Linked DNA regions of Homo sapiens: all the other regions are linked to region 3. The links are chromatin loops, found by intact Hi-C in ENCODE. Cell type or tissue: Caco-2. All regions are shown on one strand.

Evidence for each region. Hi-C counts contacts between places; a loop is a spot of excess contacts. Peaks named below come from ENCODE experiments on the same cell type or tissue, not always from the same donor. Only the 100,000 strongest peaks of a DNase experiment are listed, where the experiment ranks them.
Region 1: a loop joins it to region 3, with 14 times the contacts of the local background. A loop is called at or near these places in 2 of 110 quality-filtered maps.
Region 2: it touches region 3 in a loop (36-fold over the local background); 3 of 110 quality-filtered maps call a loop at or near these places.

Annotation. Positions count from the first base shown.
Region 1 is chr12:42,331,193-42,333,692 of GRCh38, reverse strand. The region is part of intron 1 of PPHLN1 (periphilin 1); the gene reads right to left. Among named protein-coding and RNA genes, the nearest start is that of PPHLN1, 6.3 kb to the right of the region's middle. In Caco-2, a CTCF peak has its summit at 1,217 (motif pointing right); no DNase peak of the experiment used is centred here.
Region 2 is chr12:42,371,389-42,373,888 of GRCh38, reverse strand. All of the region lies in intron 4 of PPHLN1 (periphilin 1), which reads right to left. Among named protein-coding and RNA genes, the nearest start is that of PPHLN1, 46 kb to the right of the region's middle. In Caco-2, a CTCF peak has its summit at 1,491 (motif pointing right); no DNase peak of the experiment used is centred here.
Region 3 is chr12:41,684,082-41,686,581 of GRCh38, reverse strand. No RefSeq gene overlaps it. Among named protein-coding and RNA genes, the nearest start is that of LINC02400, 79 kb to the left of the region's middle. In Caco-2, a CTCF peak has its summit at 1,401; no DNase peak of the experiment used is centred here.

The sequences.
Region 1 (2,500 bases), 650 kb before region 3:
GGCTAACACAGTGAAACTCTGTCTCTACTAAAAATACAAAAAATTAGCTGGGCGTGGTGGCGGGCGCCTGTAGTCCCAGCTACTCGGGAGGCTGAGGCAGGAGAATGGCATGAACCCGGGAGGCGGAGCTTGCAGTGAGCTAAGATTGTGCCACTGCACTCCAGCCTGGGCAACAGAGTGAGACTCCATCTCAAAAAAAATAAAAATAAAAATAAAAAATAAAAAATAAAAAAAAGGAAGTATAATTGGTACAGATTGGGAAGAATTTGGCAATATTTATTAAAATTTTAAAAACACATATGCTTTGACCTGGCAATTCTACTTCTAGGTATACTTGTACACTTGCATAGCAAAGATTGAAAGGAACTTAAAATATCCATCAAAATAGCACAAATTAAATTGCTGAACCAATCAGTTACATTTATACAAAAGGAATATTTTGTATTCCTTTTGTAAATTGATCAATTATATTTATACAAAAGGAGTATTTTTGCAAACCATTTCAAAGAAAAGTAACCCCAGTAACAATATGAAAAGACTGCCAAGATATACTGCTAAGCAAAGAAAAGCACAGTAAAAAGACCAGGTATGAATATATATGCATATGTACAGACTACTCCTGGGAGTAACAAGAGAATGCAACAGCAATTGCCTCTGGGGAGAACTAGGTAGCTGGGCAGAGGATGAATATTTTACTGCATAATGTATATATACTATTATGTATTACAAAAGTATGTAACTGTTTTTAAAGTTCCTGAAAATCATTCAATAAGCATAACATGTGAAGTGATGATAAAAATGATGAATGTAAATTAATATACTAAAGGAGAATGTAAATAAAAATAAGGTTTTGTAATAAATGAGAAAAATAAACAATAAGAGTTCTAAAGAAATAGTATGTAGTTTAATACTGAAATATTAAAATTTACCGGTGTCCCACAAAAAATGTAACAATAACTACTATATTAAATACTACTATACTATACTTACTTGAGTCCTTTTAGGAATCAAATTTAACGTTTTCAACAATTTCCTGTAAGGGGGGGAAATACAGACGTAAAGATTTGTGTCTGTATAAACCAACCAATATAGAGAAATAATTAAATCTTCATTAATTGTATAAACAGAACTCTCAGGCCAAACTCGCTTCAAACACACTCTTGAAAATAGAAGATATCATTTTGGCCACCAGAGGCCACCCAAGTTTCATAAGAACAAAATTATAATAACAGAATTCTAGTCCTAGAAGTCTAGTCTAGAATTTTGCCAGTTGAGAGCTGGGCAGGTCATCTCTCTTATCCTTATCTCTGAGATTGTACTAGATGTTTAAGGTTGTTTTTAGCTGTTATTGTAAACAATGACTTCAAAATACCTCCATAGTTTAGTATGATGAAAATTACCATCTCCTATGGTAATTAGAAGACAGAATACACTAATATCACCTTATATTCAAATGGAAACTTGCAATTTTCTTTTTCTTTCTTTTCCTTAGACAAGGTCTCACTCTGTTGCCCAGGCGGGAATGCAGTGGGGCAAACACACCTCACTGTAGCCTTGACCTCCTGGGCTCAAGTGATCCTCCCGACTCAACCTCCCTAGTAGCTGGAACCACAGGCATACCACCACACCTGGCTAATTTTATTTTTTATCAAGTCATGGTCTTACTATGTTGCCCCCATGCTAGAACCTTGTAATTTTTAAAGGATTTAAAAATAGCTGATAAGTACAGCAAGCTTCCTGATTAGCGGCATATGTTGTTTATGATATTATCCAGGCTTAGGAAATTGACCAATCAGTTACATTTATACAAAGGTGTTCAGACTCCCAGTGAGTGATCATGTTACCTGCCACATCATCACTACATCTCCTCATATCAGTGCAGTTTCGATGGTACTCCAGAAAAGTTATCTAAGCCAACAAGATATTCAAACTGAAGAATCAACAGAACAATAGAAGGACCCTCTACATCACAATTAGGCAAAGAACAGAATTAGAACTCAGTGTGGAGAATACAAGCTTCATTCAGAAGTGCGCTAATAACTGGTTATGGATTATAAAAATCTCTTTCTCTTATGCCATATTCAATGAAGACGGTATGTTTAATATACCATCATGGGATATTTAATTCCAGAAAGAAAAGAAGCCTTTCTTAGAGCACTCCACTGGGCTATCCAACCACTGTTATGTTAACTTCAACTGAGGGCTGAGAGATTATGGAGGACTTGCACTCTAAGCAAAAGTGTCATGGAAATTGAGAAAACAAAGTCATAGGCAATATCCTTCTGTCAAACCATTAACACTCTGAATCCAAAGTCAAGATAATGGATCTGTTTTTTCATTTTAACCAAACTGGTTATAGTAGCAACTTAGGCTATAGTAACTCTGCATTCCAATCTAGTCAGTTTCCATTATTAAATACACTCAGGATAAATAGCTTCCCCTCCCCACCAAAACTCATTCCTTCGCTTTTTATATTCTTTCAACAACTATTGATAGCCAA
Region 2 (2,500 bases), 690 kb before region 3:
ACCTATTAAATTCTTGCTGAGTGTGCATCCTCAGTACATAGATTGTTGCCCATCTCTAAATAACTACTTTTTATAAATCACCTCTACTTTTATAAATTAAATTTCTTTATTGAGAAATACCATCAACTCAAAGCACCAAGTAAGCCCTAGTAGTAAAACCTTATAAAGCAAAACCATTTTAAAATGTCAAACCAAATCAAAATTACTAAATGAAACCATCATCAACTAAGCCTCTAATAAAAGAACACTTAAGAGTCAAACAGGTTTTAATCCATGATTTAACAAATGTACTGCAACATTAAAGAATACTAAATTTCAGACAGAAGAGTGCTAAGAGACATACCAATAGCATACAATTTCAAGTGCTTGGAAAATCATTTCAGCATCTTGATTGGCAGTCCATAGGATATAAACAGGCTGTTGTCCTAAAGTTCATTTGAACACTAGCTGATTAATACCCCAAATATATTGTCCCTTCAGACACAAGTAAGTTTCCCTGGGAAAAAGCAGAAAATAGCTTAAATTCATTTATGGTAAATGAACTGGTATAGAACACTAATAATGAAATAGAGCATTAAGGAATTCTAGCACTAGTTTAGTCACTAAAACTACAAGGGTCATACCAACAGCACTGGTTAGCCAGAGTGGTGATATGGGTATTAAATAAACAGGTTTTAGAAATTGTGTGAGGTGCTGGGACCCAATGGTGAGCCAAATGTACACAGTCCCTGCCATCACAGAACTCTCGGTTTAATAGGAGAGGCTGACATTAGACAAATATACATAAAACATGTGAATGCAGTCAAGAATGGATGTAGAGAGACTAACGAGGAACCTAACTTAGTCCAGGCAAGAGACAGTGGTATCTTAGATGGGACAGGAGCAGGTGAGGGGTCACAAATTTTACATATACAAGAATATACCCTCTAGACTTAATGGGATGTAGTTAACGTTTTACTAATAAAGTGTGAAAGACGGGATGCCAAGCTGATTCCCATAATTCTGGCATGATAGATTAATGAAATGAGAAAAATAAATTTAAGAAATGAGGATGCAGGTGAGAGGTCCACATTTTGATGGGAGCATGTTATATTTAAGATGTTTGTGTAATATCTAGGTAAGCAACTAAAGATACTAGTCTCAAACTCAGAGGACATTTTTGGCTATCAATATAAATTTGTCTGTAAATAGGCAGTACTTAAAGCCTGGTATAGAGGAAAGCAAAGGAAAAAAAGAACAGCAGGCCTAGAACGTGGGGCTAAAAAAACTCTACCATGAAGAGAGAAATGGGCTGTCGAAGAATGGGAGAACAGAGAAACATTAGAAAGGAGAATGCATTTATCATGGAAGCCAAGGAAAGAGTATTCCAACAAGGAAAATAAAGGTTTCCTACATTGAAATTATATGAGCTCTTATTGGTAACTTGCTTACAGGATAGAGAGGAAAGATTGCCTACCTTCCTCTATTGAAGAGACAAAATGCTGAACTACAGTTTCCTAATCTGACACCAGATGGCAGTAAAATCACAGCAGTACAGAGCTATCAGTGGCCTAAGGTGGCAGGATACACTTGGGGGATGTCAAGTGTCAAATGTCAATAGCTCAGAGTAGAATAATGTCTCTTCTCCCCTTCACATCAATCCTTCTTCTGCTCCCCACCAATTTAAGCAAAAACATCACAACAGGCCTCAATTTTCATAAGTATCCTTTTTGATAAAGTGGTAATATTAGCCATTTTTTCAGATATGTGTGTGTGTATTATATAATGTATATAGTGTCCACCATATGAACAGCACTATAGGGAATTACTCTTGCTTTGAAGAAGCTAAGTATATTGGGAAGGGGGAGTAGGGTGAGAGGGGGTGAGGACCAAATGTTTAAGAAGGCTGGTACAAAGCTACAAAGGTAACTTTGTAAATAGATGGAAAACTGATCCAGGTCTTAAGGAAAGATGAGATTTAGATTAATATTATCTAACAGAAATATAGCCAAGCCACAGAAGAAGTAGTCATATCTAAAGTAAAGAGAAACAGGTCAAATTAATTTTAGCATTTTATTTTACTTAACCCAATATATCCAAAGTATTACCAACATGTAATTGGCATTAAAAAAATTTGGTAAGCTATTTTACATTCTCTTTTTCAACCTAAATATTAAAAATCCAGTGTGCATTTTATGCTTACAGAATATTTCAGTCTAACCTGACGATATTTCAAGTGCTCAAAAGGTACATGCGGTTAGTAGCTCCCATATTGGACAGCATAGATTTAGATGGTGGGAAAAGCATCACAAACTTTAGAAAAAGCAGTAACAGATTAAAGTACTATGTGAACAAGAACTGAAGTAGTTAGAACAGTAAGACCTTAAAAAAGCAGTGAGTAAAAAGCAAAGGTAGAAAACTTTTAAAAAGAGAAATGATAGTATCAAACACTGCAAGTCTCGAGGAGACTATGCATTTAAGACCTAGGAGTTGGCCGGGTGCAGTGGCTCATGCTTACAAT
Region 3 (2,500 bases):
CCCAGCTGGTGTCCACTGCAGAATTGCTTGGTTAGCGTATGAGGAAAACCCTCCACACATGTAGGGACACAGAAACATTCAGTGTTGAATAGAGAGTAGAGGTTAGGAAAAATAATACTTTGGGTTTTTGTTTTTCCTATTCTCAGAATGTCAGAGTCAATTTGCAGATTGTTTTTCTGGCTTCTAGGACTTTCTTTTACTCACTTTTTTTTTTTGATACATACAAAATACTGCTACCCCAGTCAAATCTTTACACAGTTTTCTGAAGCAGATTTTTTACTTTTACCTTTTTTCTTGGTTGCTTTCAAGAGCTTCTTTTCCAACATAACATGCAAACAAAACAATTTGCCAACACCTTTTTCATAGTCTCTGTTCTATTTTCTACTTTGCTCTCTAAGCTACTTGTGTCACCACGTTCCTCCTTTCCTCATGTCTCCCTTATATTCTCTGGACTCTTTCAGTTTTGACATAAGTAGATTTAATACCTACAAAGCCACTTATTGTCATTTCTTTCAAGTTCCTGCTGAAAGCTTATTCCTATAACTGTATTATTTCCTTTAAGTTACCTATGGAAGAGAAGTTAGTTAGAATAGGCACTAGAAGCAAAAAGAATCATGGATAAGCTCTCACCCAAGTGATACAATGACCAGCCTGCCAAAGCATGCTGATAGAATACATGTTACCACTCAAGAAAGATGATTGCCTGGACTGCTATTCTTTCTTCACTTTGCATGCTTTAAAATGGAGACCATATTTTATTTTATTTTTTACTATACTGTTATAGTATAAAAATATTTATTTTTAATTTTAGTTTTATTTTATTTCAATAGTTTTTGGGGAACAAGTGGTTTTTTATTATGTGGATAAGCTCTTCAGTGGTGAATTCTGAGATTTTGGTGTATCTGTCACTAGAGCAGTGTACACTGTATCCAATATGTAGTTTTTTATCCCTTACCCACCTTTCACCCTTTCCCCTTCCCCCTGAAGCCCCAAAGTCAGTTGTATCATTCTTATGCCTTTGCATCCTCATAGCTCAGCTGCCACTTATAAGTGAGAACATACAATATTTGGTTTTCCATTCCTGAGTTACTTCACTTAGAATAATGGTCTCTAACTCCACCCAGGTTGTGCAAATGCCATTATTTTGTTCCTTTTTATGGCTGAGTAGTATGCCATCGTATATATACACCAAATTTTCTTTATCCATTCATTGGTTGATGGGCTGGCTCCATATTTTTGCAATTGTGAATTATGCTGCTATAAATATGTGTGTACAAGTGTGCTTTTCATAGAATGACTTCTTTTCCTTTGGGTAGATACCCAGTAGCAGGATTGCTGGATTAAATGATGGTTCTACTTTTAGTTCTTTAAGGACTCTCCCTAGTGGTTGTACTAGTTTACATTCCCACCAGCAGTGTAAAAGTGTTCCCTCTCCACCACATCCATGCCAATATCTGTTATTTTTTGATTTTTAAAATTATGGCCATTCTTGCAGTAGTAAGATGGTATCTCACTGTGGTTTTAATTTACATTTCCCTGATAATTAGTGATATTGGGCATTTTTCATATGTTTGTTGGCCATTTGTATATCTTCTTTTGAGAATTGTCTATTCATGTCCTTTGCCCATTGTTTGATGGGATTATTTGTTTTTCTCTTGCTGATTTGTTTGAGTTTCTTGTAGATTCTGGATATTAGTCCTTTGTTGGATGCATAGTTTATAAATACTTTTTCCCACTCTGTGGGCTTTTTACTCTGCTGATTATTTCTTTTGCTGTGCAGAAGCTTTTTAGTGTAATTAGTTTCCATCTATTTATTTTTTGTTTTTGTTGCATTTGCTTTTGGGTTCTTGGTCATAAACTCTTTGCCTAAGCCAATGTCTAGAAGAGTTTTTCCAATGTTATCTTTTACAAATTTTACGGTTTCAGGTCTTGATTGATATTTTAGTGTATGGAAATTATGGAGCACATGATTTTAATTTTTAATATCATTAACCTATTTTACTTTGTAAAAGCTTTCACATTTGGTTTTTAAAAACTTTTTATAATCTTCACTACAAATCAGAGGAATGGGCAAAGTGAGTATTCTTATTCCCATTTACCAGATTAGATCACTGATGCTTAAAAAGAGTAAGGGATTTTTATGAAGATTGTAAGACTACATGATGCATCCAGAACTCAAATTCAAGTCTCCTGTTTTCTAGTCAAGTGCTCTTTAAAATTCAAGGAGACCATTTTATCTTTTCAAACCTGATTTTAAAATGCTTTTACAATTCAGGTCTCTCCCTGACATCCTTTAGTAAAAACCCATCATTAATTGCCATTTATGTACATCTTAAGAGAACAAAATCTGAAGAGCTTTAAAGTTGGAGACATTTATTTTGTCTACAAGTACATTTTTAAGTCACCTGTTTTCAGTTGTTTGAGACTGTATGACCACCTGCAACAGACATTCAATTGATAAACTCCTAGGAGGGTGACTCATTTTCAGTATTTCACACAC